Linked DNA regions of Mus musculus: region 2 is linked to region 1. The links are chromatin contacts, found by Hi-C or POLR2A ChIA-PET in ENCODE. All regions are on one chromosome and are shown on one strand. The core of a region is the stretch at or near the end of the contact, and the rest is flanking DNA. Distances in the headings are between cores, read along the strand shown. Region 1 holds the start of Selenof (selenoprotein F). Region 2 has its middle 55 kb from the start of Sh3glb1.

Evidence for each region. A loop is a pair of places that touch in the nucleus more often than their neighbours do. ChIA-PET counts read pairs that join two places held with the same protein, here RNA polymerase II (POLR2A).
Region 2: a loop to region 1 is called in a map of Patski, with 1.9 times the contacts of the local background. The contact joins the enhancer-like site here to the promoter of Selenof in region 1. A Hi-C loop is called at or near these places in 1 of 37 maps with a recorded cell type or tissue (Patski). POLR2A ChIA-PET finds 5 or more read pairs at or near these places in 2 of 5 experiments (Patski and embryonic stem cell).

Annotation. Positions count from the first base shown.
Region 1 is chr3:144,567,529-144,572,142 of GRCm38, reverse strand. Selenof (selenoprotein F) reads right to left here and starts at 1,716. Exons shown (of 5, transcript NM_053102.2): 1 at 1,344-1,716. The coding sequence starts at 1,418. It overlaps Hs2st1 (heparan sulfate 2-O-sulfotransferase 1), which reads left to right and starts at 1,927. Exons shown (of 7, transcript NM_011828.4): 1 at 1,927-2,409. The coding sequence starts at 2,286.
Region 2 is chr3:144,663,239-144,668,411 of GRCm38, reverse strand. No RefSeq gene overlaps it. Among named protein-coding and RNA genes, the nearest start is that of Sh3glb1, 55 kb to the left of the region's middle. Within about 2 kb of position 3,336, at least 1 of the 3 ENCODE cell types and tissues checked has a DNase peak (open chromatin) inside an H3K27ac peak, as active enhancers do.

The DNA of each region.
Region 1 (4,614 bases), core at 467-2,966:
TAGCCATAAGTTCTTCCTACTCTAGTCCTAGCATGTACTGACATTTCTTTGCAATGCAATTCTGTCACTCTTCCCATTCGGCTGTGGAGTTGGGAAGAGTTGTTCACCTGTGGCGTGGTCTGGGGACTTACTCTGACAAGTCTAATGTGATGGAGTTTGGATCTATTTACACAGTGGGAGGATCTGGCTTTCTGTTTTTAGCCTTGTCTCCCAGGAGGGAATCTGTGATCTCCATGGCAAGGTCTTAAGAGGCTTCTGCTCTTTTGGAGTATTGTCCTGAGACGGCTGTGAAAAAGAAGTCAGTCATTTACTGGGAGATGAGTTAGCAGCAGAACTGAGCGGTCCCTGTTAATGGCACTGACTAGAACTACAGTAGCTTTGGGTTTTTAGTTAAATTCACCAACTAGCTCAAACAGTGCATCCATGAGGGAACTGCTTCACTAACATAAAGGATGGTTAAATTGTTTAAAAACATTGATTGGCAAGGGGGTGGGGGCAGGTATTTACAAAGCCATAGCCTACTGAGATTTTGAAGATAGTTTGAAAACATTACTCCTTTGTTACTTTTGGTAGTGGTAACACATTCAAACGACTACAATGGGAGGGAAAAGCCAACAATTTACTTATGTTTCCAGTATAAAAGTTTAAAGGGATGTTCCCTAAGTGTTTTCTGAAGTACCAGATGTTTCAAAACAACATTGTATTGCAATGTAAGACGCTAAGAATCCACTCTTTGGACAAAGTAAGAAAAGCAGAGACAACGTTTGTGAACTATAAGACCTATGAAGAACAGAGTATTTAGAGACCTACGGTATAATTTTAACTTTCCAAAATCTTGGACAAATCACTTAAGTATCCTAAGTACAAAGACATGTAAATATGGGTGGAAAACTCCCATAGAGGAATTTACCAAAAATACAGTTGCTTCATGAGTAGCTAAGTAAGTCAAAACCAGGTTAACTCCTTTCAGAGATTTAGAACCCGTGTCGTCTGGTTAACGAGGAAAACCGCTTGTCTGGACCAAAACCCTTTAAGGTTTGGGAGTTTGTAAGCAGCGGTAGTTTCATTCACTTGTGTCTCACTCAAAGAAACGTCCCTCCTTTCTAAGCATTACTGACTATGTACCCTCTGTGCTCTGAAAAACCGATCCTAGCTGCCTGAAGCGAGGAAACCATCGTCTCTAGAGCTCCGGCTGGAATTCTGCCACGTTTCATTCCGGATGGAAGCGGCCGCTAAGGCAGCCCGTTCCACGGGCGGCTCCCAAGCGTGGCCCCGGGTTTGCCCTTCCACATCCGCGCTCTCCGACCAGCCTTGAGGCAGCCCCAGAGGCGGTCCACACTCACCGCTTGAAACGCAGTCGCCAGCAGCAAGCGCAGCCCCAGAGCGGGCCGCAGCCACCCACCCTGCCCTGCCGCCATCCCTGCGGTCTGCCGTCAATCTTCAGGGGTCTGAGGACCCCTGTGCCGGGGACGTCCACTGCACTGCCTGACGCGAAACCCGCCGCGAAAGGCCACTGCTACAAGCCTATTATCCCACAAAGACGAGTGTTAGTTAGGCGACCATGGGAGCCTGTAAGTGATCGATTGTTAAACAGTCCTCAGGTTCTTTTAGAGATTCAAATTAGGCATTTTCCTAAACTCCCCACACCGGGGCTTCTTATTCACGACATTCAATCGGCTATCCACGAAGCCCCAGCTCGGCCATCAGTAGCCCCGCCTCCTCCAAGTTTACCCAATCGGACAACGCCTTGCTTGAGTCCCGTGACAAGGAACCCAACCGTAAATCGAACCGAAAGGGCGAGAAGCGGCCTCTCTTCGGACCAATGAACACCACTGTACCGGAGGATGGGGGTGGAGCCTCTGGTTGCCGGGCAGCGTGCGTCAAGGCGTGCGCGTGGTGGCCGAGGGGGAGGGGAGGGGGCGGGCCGAGGGCGGCGCAGCCGCAGCCGCATCGCCACCGGAGGAGCGCGCGGCCGCGAGCGACCGAGGGAGGGAAGGGAGGAAGCGAGGGAAGAGGGCGTGCGGCCGTGGGGTCCCGAAGCCAGGGGGCAGCGGCAGCGGCAGCGGCAGGAGGGCGCCAGGGCCGTCGAGTGGGCCGGGGAGAAGCGTGCACCAGGCGGCCGGCGCTGGCTCCCGCGGGCGGGAGACCGGAGAGGAGGAGGGGGTCGCTGCGGCGCGGCAGTCCGCGCAGCTCCCGGGTCGGGGTCTCCTCCCGGCGCTTCGGTCGCCCTCGGGGCCCCGCTCCCCGCCCCCCGCGGTATGTCTTGATCGCGAGCGGCGGGTTTCATGGGGCTCCTCAGGATTATGATGCCGCCCAAGTTGCAGCTGCTGGCGGTGGTGGCCTTCGCGGTGGCGATGCTCTTCTTGGAGAACCAGATCCAGAAGCTGGAGGAGTCCCGGGCGAAGCTAGGTGAGGCAGCCGAGCGGTGCGCCGGGGCCGGGCTGGCGGGTGGGCATTGCCGGCTATAGCAAGTGGGCTTCCTCAGGGGGCCTCGGAGAACCTCGAGAGCTGGGACCCGGGCACGTCGAGCTCCCGCCACCGGGGAGGGAAGCTGGGCTGATGAGCTGCACGCGCGAGGTCTCTGGCCAGAGGGCTGCCCCGTCGGCCCTTCACTGAGAGAGGGGACCCAGGTCTGCCTGGAGCTGGTGCTGCTGGAGGACACAAACGCTCCCTCTCTCTTCTCTTCCAAATCGTTCTGCAAAGCCCCAGTCATGTGCAGAGATGGGGACTGGAATTTGAATTAGGGGCACCTGGGCACAGGATCCTTTGGGGATGGTGGTCGTGGGGAGATTCGTCGCGGGGAGATGGGTAGAAATGGAAGGAGACTCCGGGAATGATGGGGAGTGAAAGCGGCTCACCGTAGTGAGTGGCAGGCATGCCTGAGCCTAGGGCAGTAAGGGACCTTAGAACTGACAGCTTTGGTAGGCTGGCGGTGTGGGACAGCGGAGCCGATGATGGCACGAAAAGGAGACATCTGGGGGACTGAAGTTCTTTATGAGTGACGCTAAACTGGTTGATTTGGGCTTCAGAGTGGGGTCGTAAGTTTAGGCTGATTGCATGTACAAGAGGGGAACGTTGAGGGTTTGGAATTGCAGGGTTTACCTTGTGAAAGGAAAAGAGTGGGGAGAGTGAACCATATGGGTCTCTTAAAGCGTCTCTCTCAGTGCCCGAATGGAAAAGGGTGCTTGAAACACAAAATTGGAGTGCGAACTTGTGCAACAGCAGTCGAAAGCGCGGATAGTCGGGTGCTTCCGGATAGTGGAGAACTTTGGTATTTGGAAGTGCTCTGGAGACAGGGACTTAATCATTGACGCGTTTTGATTTAAAAATGTATGTGACACTTGAAAATCAGCTCAGAGAATGTAATTTGAATATGGGAAACAGCTTTTGCATACACTTTGACCTTGCCTGTTTCTTAAACACGATTTAAAGTTACCTTGAGGAACAGCTAGATGCAGCTTGGGGGTGCGGATTAATTTTCAAGAAAAGAAGTACCAGAAAAGAATTTAAATTTTATATATAGTAGATATTTCCAAGTTTTTGGTAGATTTTAAGGAAGCCTTGAACACATTTTAAAGAATAGTGTTATAAAAGCAAGAATCGTTTGATTGATGTCCAGCTCCGTGTGAAAGAGAAGCCAAAGGTACTTGCAGTCCAGTCCTCCTTTCTAGAGTGAAATTTGAAGAACTACTGAATGTATGTACTGGATTTAGAAAGGTTTTATGTGCTAAAAGTTATTCAGTTTAAATATTGAAGGTTGAACAGTATCTCCTTTTGCCTTTCACGTGGCTCATCTGTACAACATTTACAGTCAGAGTCTGGCCTCATTCATGATCCAGTTTTACAGGAAAGAAAGTGACTCAGCTTACAATAAATTAAAAGTTGTTAAAATGAGCACTTGTATTTACTATTTCTTCAATTGGCTTTTGGAATTCTCTAGCTGTAGAGGCTCAACCTGATTGAATGTGCCTATTGTCTTCCTGACCTAACAGTTTCCTCTCCAGCGCTTGGAAGCTGTTTGTGGACGCCACCAGAATAGCTGAGGATATAGAACACCACAGGTAGAACCATGCGTACCCTCATAGTTTTCATAAATGGGAAAAAAAAAGTCCTGTCAGGAATAAGTGCGTCCAAATGAGTATCTATGAGGGAAACAGCAATTATGCGCCAGAATAAATAATTCTGAGAGATAGGCCAGGGCTGACCACGGTGGGCCAGGCCTGTAGTTCAGTACTCTAAAAGCTGACACCCCAGGATGGTGAGTTCAAGACCAGTATGGGCTGCTGCATAGCATTATCCTGTCTTAAAGAAAAAAAAAAAAGAGAGAAAAAATAGCTTTCAAAGTAACCCAGAGATGCCGGCATGACAGATAATATAACTTTATATCAGCTCATTAATCTTCTGATTAGATTTTTTTTTGTAAATATTTTTATTTTTAAAAGACACAGGTGTTATGTTGTGTTTCCCAGGCTGGGCCAGAACTCCTGGCCTCAAGTGTTCTTCCTTCTTCATCCTTGAGAGAAATTGTAAATGTCCTTCACCTTGCCTCCTTCCCACTCCCACCCCCTTATAAAACCAGTATTGCTTAAAAGTCAGTACTGAGACACTGACCGT
Region 2 (5,173 bases), core at 2,087-4,586, 95 kb before region 1:
GAGCTCTTCGCACAAGCCCACCTGCACAGATCAGGCAGAGAAGCCCCCTCCCCCACCCCCCAGTGACCACTAGTGAATAGATGGAAATGTGTGAGCCGACTGACAAACGGGTACTTCAGTTTTGCAGGAGTTGTCCCGATGGATATCCTTCAATATCTTCTGTGCTGAGTCATGGAGATCTGTGGCTTTAGCCAATCAGACATCAAGTCTCTCTTACTCTTGCTTCTCACTGTCCTGCAGCTCTCCATTGACCTTGCTTGCCTTGCCACCATGCAACAAAATGGGCTCCGGTGTTTCCAAAACTTGCTTCACTGTGTTTGTTAGACGTCCGCTTCTCATTCAGAACTAATACAAATACACGTTTTTACCTGTGTATACACACCTTTACCTGTGTATACACACGTGTGCACAGTAACTGCAGTCACTCTTATTCACCCTCCCTCCATCTTCTCACTGCGATGACGCTATCCCATTGAGCTGGCTTCATGAACTCCTAAGCTTGACGACCTAGCGTCCCTGGCACCTAAGAAGATGCTCTTTCCTCCTGCCAGCCCTCTCAGTTTTCCTCTTAGATTTCTTTTGTTCATCCCTTCATCATTAATCAAAACTTTATTAAGATCTTGTCACTCCGAGGCAAGATGCGCTAGGGGCTGAAATTACAAAGATGGATAAGGCAGAGCCAGAGTTCTTGAAGAGTTTATAGATTATAAGAGACTGACATACAAATGAAGAGTTGTCGTGGCATGGGAGACATCCTATAACTAAGGATGGAAATATTTTCATGAGGATTCAGAGGAGGAGCAACTTATGCTACTTAAAACCACCAAGAGATTCCTTCCTGGGGGTACAGTCCTCTCTTTAAAGCCTCTTTACCACCCGTTCAGCTGTCCAATTGGCCCTCCCTCAGCTTCTGAACAAAGAATTATCTCTAGGCTTCAATAGGTGCCTAAGTTAATGCCCTTGACATGTTATCTCTGCTTGTCCCAAGATGAGGCTGGAAATCACACTGCCACCCCAGGTTACAACACTGGTACAACCTTAAAGTTCTTGCACATGTTGTTGACACTGGACAGTGTCCTCTTTCCACCTTTTGTTTTTATTTTGTTTTTTTGTTTGGGTGGGTTTTTTTTTTCTGATGATAAATCAATCCTATTCTTTAATTCTAGCTTCAATCCTGCTACTTCAGGAACCTCCCTCAAGTTGTTTCAGCCTAGCTTACTCTCTTACAAAAACCCTAGAACACTTTTTATCAAATTTTATTTTGTACATTCTTTTAATTTACTTTTAGAACTAAGCTTTGTGCACTATACAGAATGTTTCACGTACATCTAAAAGTGTTCCTTCTAAGTTTAATTTTCAATGTATTTTATAGTCCTATTGGCTCAGAATTTTTTAAAAATGTTATATATATATATATATTAGATATATTAGATATTCAATTTATACAGGATGTCTACTATATACTTGGCAAATTCATTTCTCATTGTAAACCAATCCTCAAAACCAGATTTATTTTCAGTCGGGAAGTCTGACTTCTTTTTTTGCAATTCAGATGAGCGTGTGAATGTCCATCCTGAAGATGATGGTCTTGCTTTTCAATTCTAATTCAAAAATGGTTGGATGGGTACCTCACTGGCATGTCCTCATTGGACCTTGCTAAGAGTTTACCTTTGAAATGACATAGGGGAGGCTCCCATCCATTCTTCTGATAGCATTGGTCCTGCAAGGCACACTATAATTGCCTCTATGTTTGCTGCCCTGGAGCAATCCACAGTTTGTGGAAGAGAGATTGTTCTTCACCAAGGGGGATTTAAGAGACAGTGGGAAGAATCAGATAACCATACGCTTGATGTATCATACCAGTTTTAGGAAAGGGCACAGTCAGAATTGAGACTCTAGAAATTAATTCCCTTAAAATTAACTCAGGGATTCATAGAAAGCCATTGTTTTCCCTCCAAGGGGCCAGCATTCCATTTGCACTGAAGACCCCATGTGGAGTCCCTAGGAACCTATGACTCCCTCCTCAATTGGATGGGTGTTACCAGCTCTCTGGTACCCAGTTCAGTTTTAAGCTATTCCCTTGAGATCATCAACTCAGTTCTTCTCATGAAGATCCAAGCTGACCCCAAGAACTCACATGAAAAGCTGCCATGTGTGGTACAGGCTTATAATTCTAGCCCTGGGGACACAGGGACAAGGAGGATCTGTGTGGCTCATTGGCCAAGTTGCCTGGCCTAATCCATAAGGCGCAGGTCCAAGTAAGAGAGCGGGGGATCCTATCTCAAAAACACATGGAGGACGGCTATTATGAGTAACAAGCCCAAGGTTGTTACATCTGGCCTCCACATGTAAACACACACACACACACACACACACACACACACACACACACACACTGTAAAGAGAAGGATGAATAAACAATATTCCATTCCCATCCAAATACACGTTTTCGGGGACACAGTTTCAGTGTCAGAGCATCTGGCTGCAGACACAGGTTTTTAAAAGTGCTATAGTCACAGTGCAAAGATTAACAGATCAGCCTTTGTGCGCACAAATATCACATGTCTGAAATATCACATGTCTGAAATATCACATGTCTGAAATATCACATGTCTGAACCCAGAAGGGCTGACCTCCGATGACTCAGGACCTTAGTTTCTTTTCTTGTGGATGTTTTTGTTTAACTTTCTGATAGACATCTCAAGGTAAATCTTATCTGATTCAAAACAAAACAAAACAAAACACAACAGCATCCCCCAGCCCCCACCTCCGTGCTTCCCAGCAAATATATTAGCCCTCCACCAAAGTCAGTCTAACAATAGAAATGGGGTTTTGCCTATTCTTTGAAAACAAATGTGAATCTAAGGAGAAACATTGAAACATTTTCTAAACCAGCCCAGCAGGCTAAGAAAGAGCCAAGTGAGAGCCCCGCTTCTGTCCCCTCTTCCTAGCCTCTATACCTGACCCAGCATCTCTCCCCTCTCTCCCCCATTTAAAAAAATACCAAAAACATTGCTATGATTAATGGCTAAGGAGCGAGGCAGAAATGTAAGTTATCTATTTTAGGTGTAGACCAGATTGACTTTCCAACTATTCCCTTTTTAAAGCCACACTTGTCTCCCAGTGACAACCACGGGCTCCTTCCATTTTCCTTCCCAGGCACACTCTTGAAAACTCGTGCTCTCTCCCAGGGACCCCCTACGGAGGGATTCAAGCCTGGCTGGCTTCCTGTGGCAGAACTGGATCCACTGCAGCTTCTGCAGGAGCAGCTGCCCTGCCAAGCCCAGTGGCCCGGCTCACCAGGTCACATACTGCTGCACATTCCCGGGCAATATTTCAGAAGCTTACTCACCGTGCCACCCGCTTCCCCCACCCCTGCTCCCAAACAAGACATTAGGAAGGAAACATGAGAGATTGTACTTTAGCCTAATTGAACAATAGCCCTTATTTCATCCTGAGTAAGATAAATGGGCTGTCGGACCTCACTTCTCACTTTATCTGTAATGAGGTTTCTCTCTCAACTGTTTACTGAAGTATTAAAAAGCACTTTGCCGCGCCTGCTGGTATATTCCATCAGAGAGAGTCAATAGAGCAGATGAAGACGTATGAGAAAGCCAGGGAGATAAGGTGCCTTTTATGAAACTTCAGATTCTAAACCCATTAGAAAGAACAACCTCCCCGTGATGAATTCAGAGGGAAAAACAGACGGTTTCTCCCGCAGCAAAGTGACTGTTTTATATGGCAGGACATCGGACAGGCTTTCTCAGGGTCAGACCATGGTGGATAACTAATCGTAGTCATTAACAAGGTAAGAAGGTGCCAGAACTGTGGGGTCCTAATAGGCCATTAGTGCCTGAGAGGAGCACACACTTCTCGGGACCATTAGCATCTCTGCAGCGGAGGCACTTCAGTGGATTCTTCTCAGAGTGATGCCCTACGTCAGTTCTTGCTCAGGCTCTGTGTGTGACTGTCCGTGGGCCACGCTCACATGTTGAACGCTACAAAAGTGAGCACAGGGGATTTTAAGCCTGGGTGTGATGAACTTATATAAGTCACTCACCTTCACTGCAGCCTGGTGTCTTTCTTCCCTTACATCTGTTTGATGGATTGAAATTGTATGGATGAATTAAGCGTGGATTCTTTTGCATTGTATTCTGTAAATGTTTTTTTTTTCCCCACGATGGAAACATCCCATCCTGCTGGAAAGTTCCTTAAGCAGGAAAGTAAACAACTCAAAATAGCTTAGGGAAGTCCCTGAAACTGAGCAGATTCACTAAGCCCCTCCCTGCCTGGGTAAGCCATGTCCCTCTGAGCCTAGGGGAACAGAGTGGCTAAGACATCTCTCGGAGGAGAAAAGCTGCAGATACTCTGAGAGCAGACCAGCTGCCTGGAAGAGGTTTAGTGCAGAGTCAACGGAAGAGAACACTCTCTAACCTGTTGAGCTGCCTGCAGGCTGGGCAATGAGCTCCAGGTTTCCCGGGTTTTATGAACTGTCACTCATGCTAGGGGAGCCTTTGGTGATGCTGCTGTCTTTGAGTCATTTCTGCTCCTGTAAGTAACCTCTCACCCACATTCCTTTAAGTAACCCCAATAAAACTCACCGATTTACCAGTTGCACTTTGGTATCTGTATTTGGGTCTGTCATGAGTTCTTTATCTGGGGTGAATTAGATACACACCTTCCTGTTTTGTCAGGCAACACATTGTAGTGGGCATTTAGAAACTGCTGCTACGAAAGAGCGTTGAATCATCGTTTGGGCTCCTGAGAGTTTAGGCTCCTGAGATTCAAGTTTGGAAGCTCTGTCTCCATCTTGAGGGTCTCTTTCAGTTCTACTATGGTATCTCTGCTGTCTGAGTCAGCTTGTTAGTCACACAAGGAGTGTCTGTCTACCTTGCCTTATCTCCTCCCTCCTTCAAGGCTAAAGGCACAAGACAGATAAGCCAGGAACCTGTGGTCAGTTACATAGGATTCCAGGAAGAGCACTGCCAGCCATTGCAGACTCCCTCCTCAGAGGATGTTAACTATTTATGAAAGCAGAGTTGCCAGCTGGTGCAAGGGTAGGCAGGTCCTGAGAAGCACACCATCTCCTCCAGCAATAAGAACAACTATATATACCATCTTGCAGAATCAGAAGTGTGGCCGCAGTGAACACCCCCTATCTTGATTTTTCTCC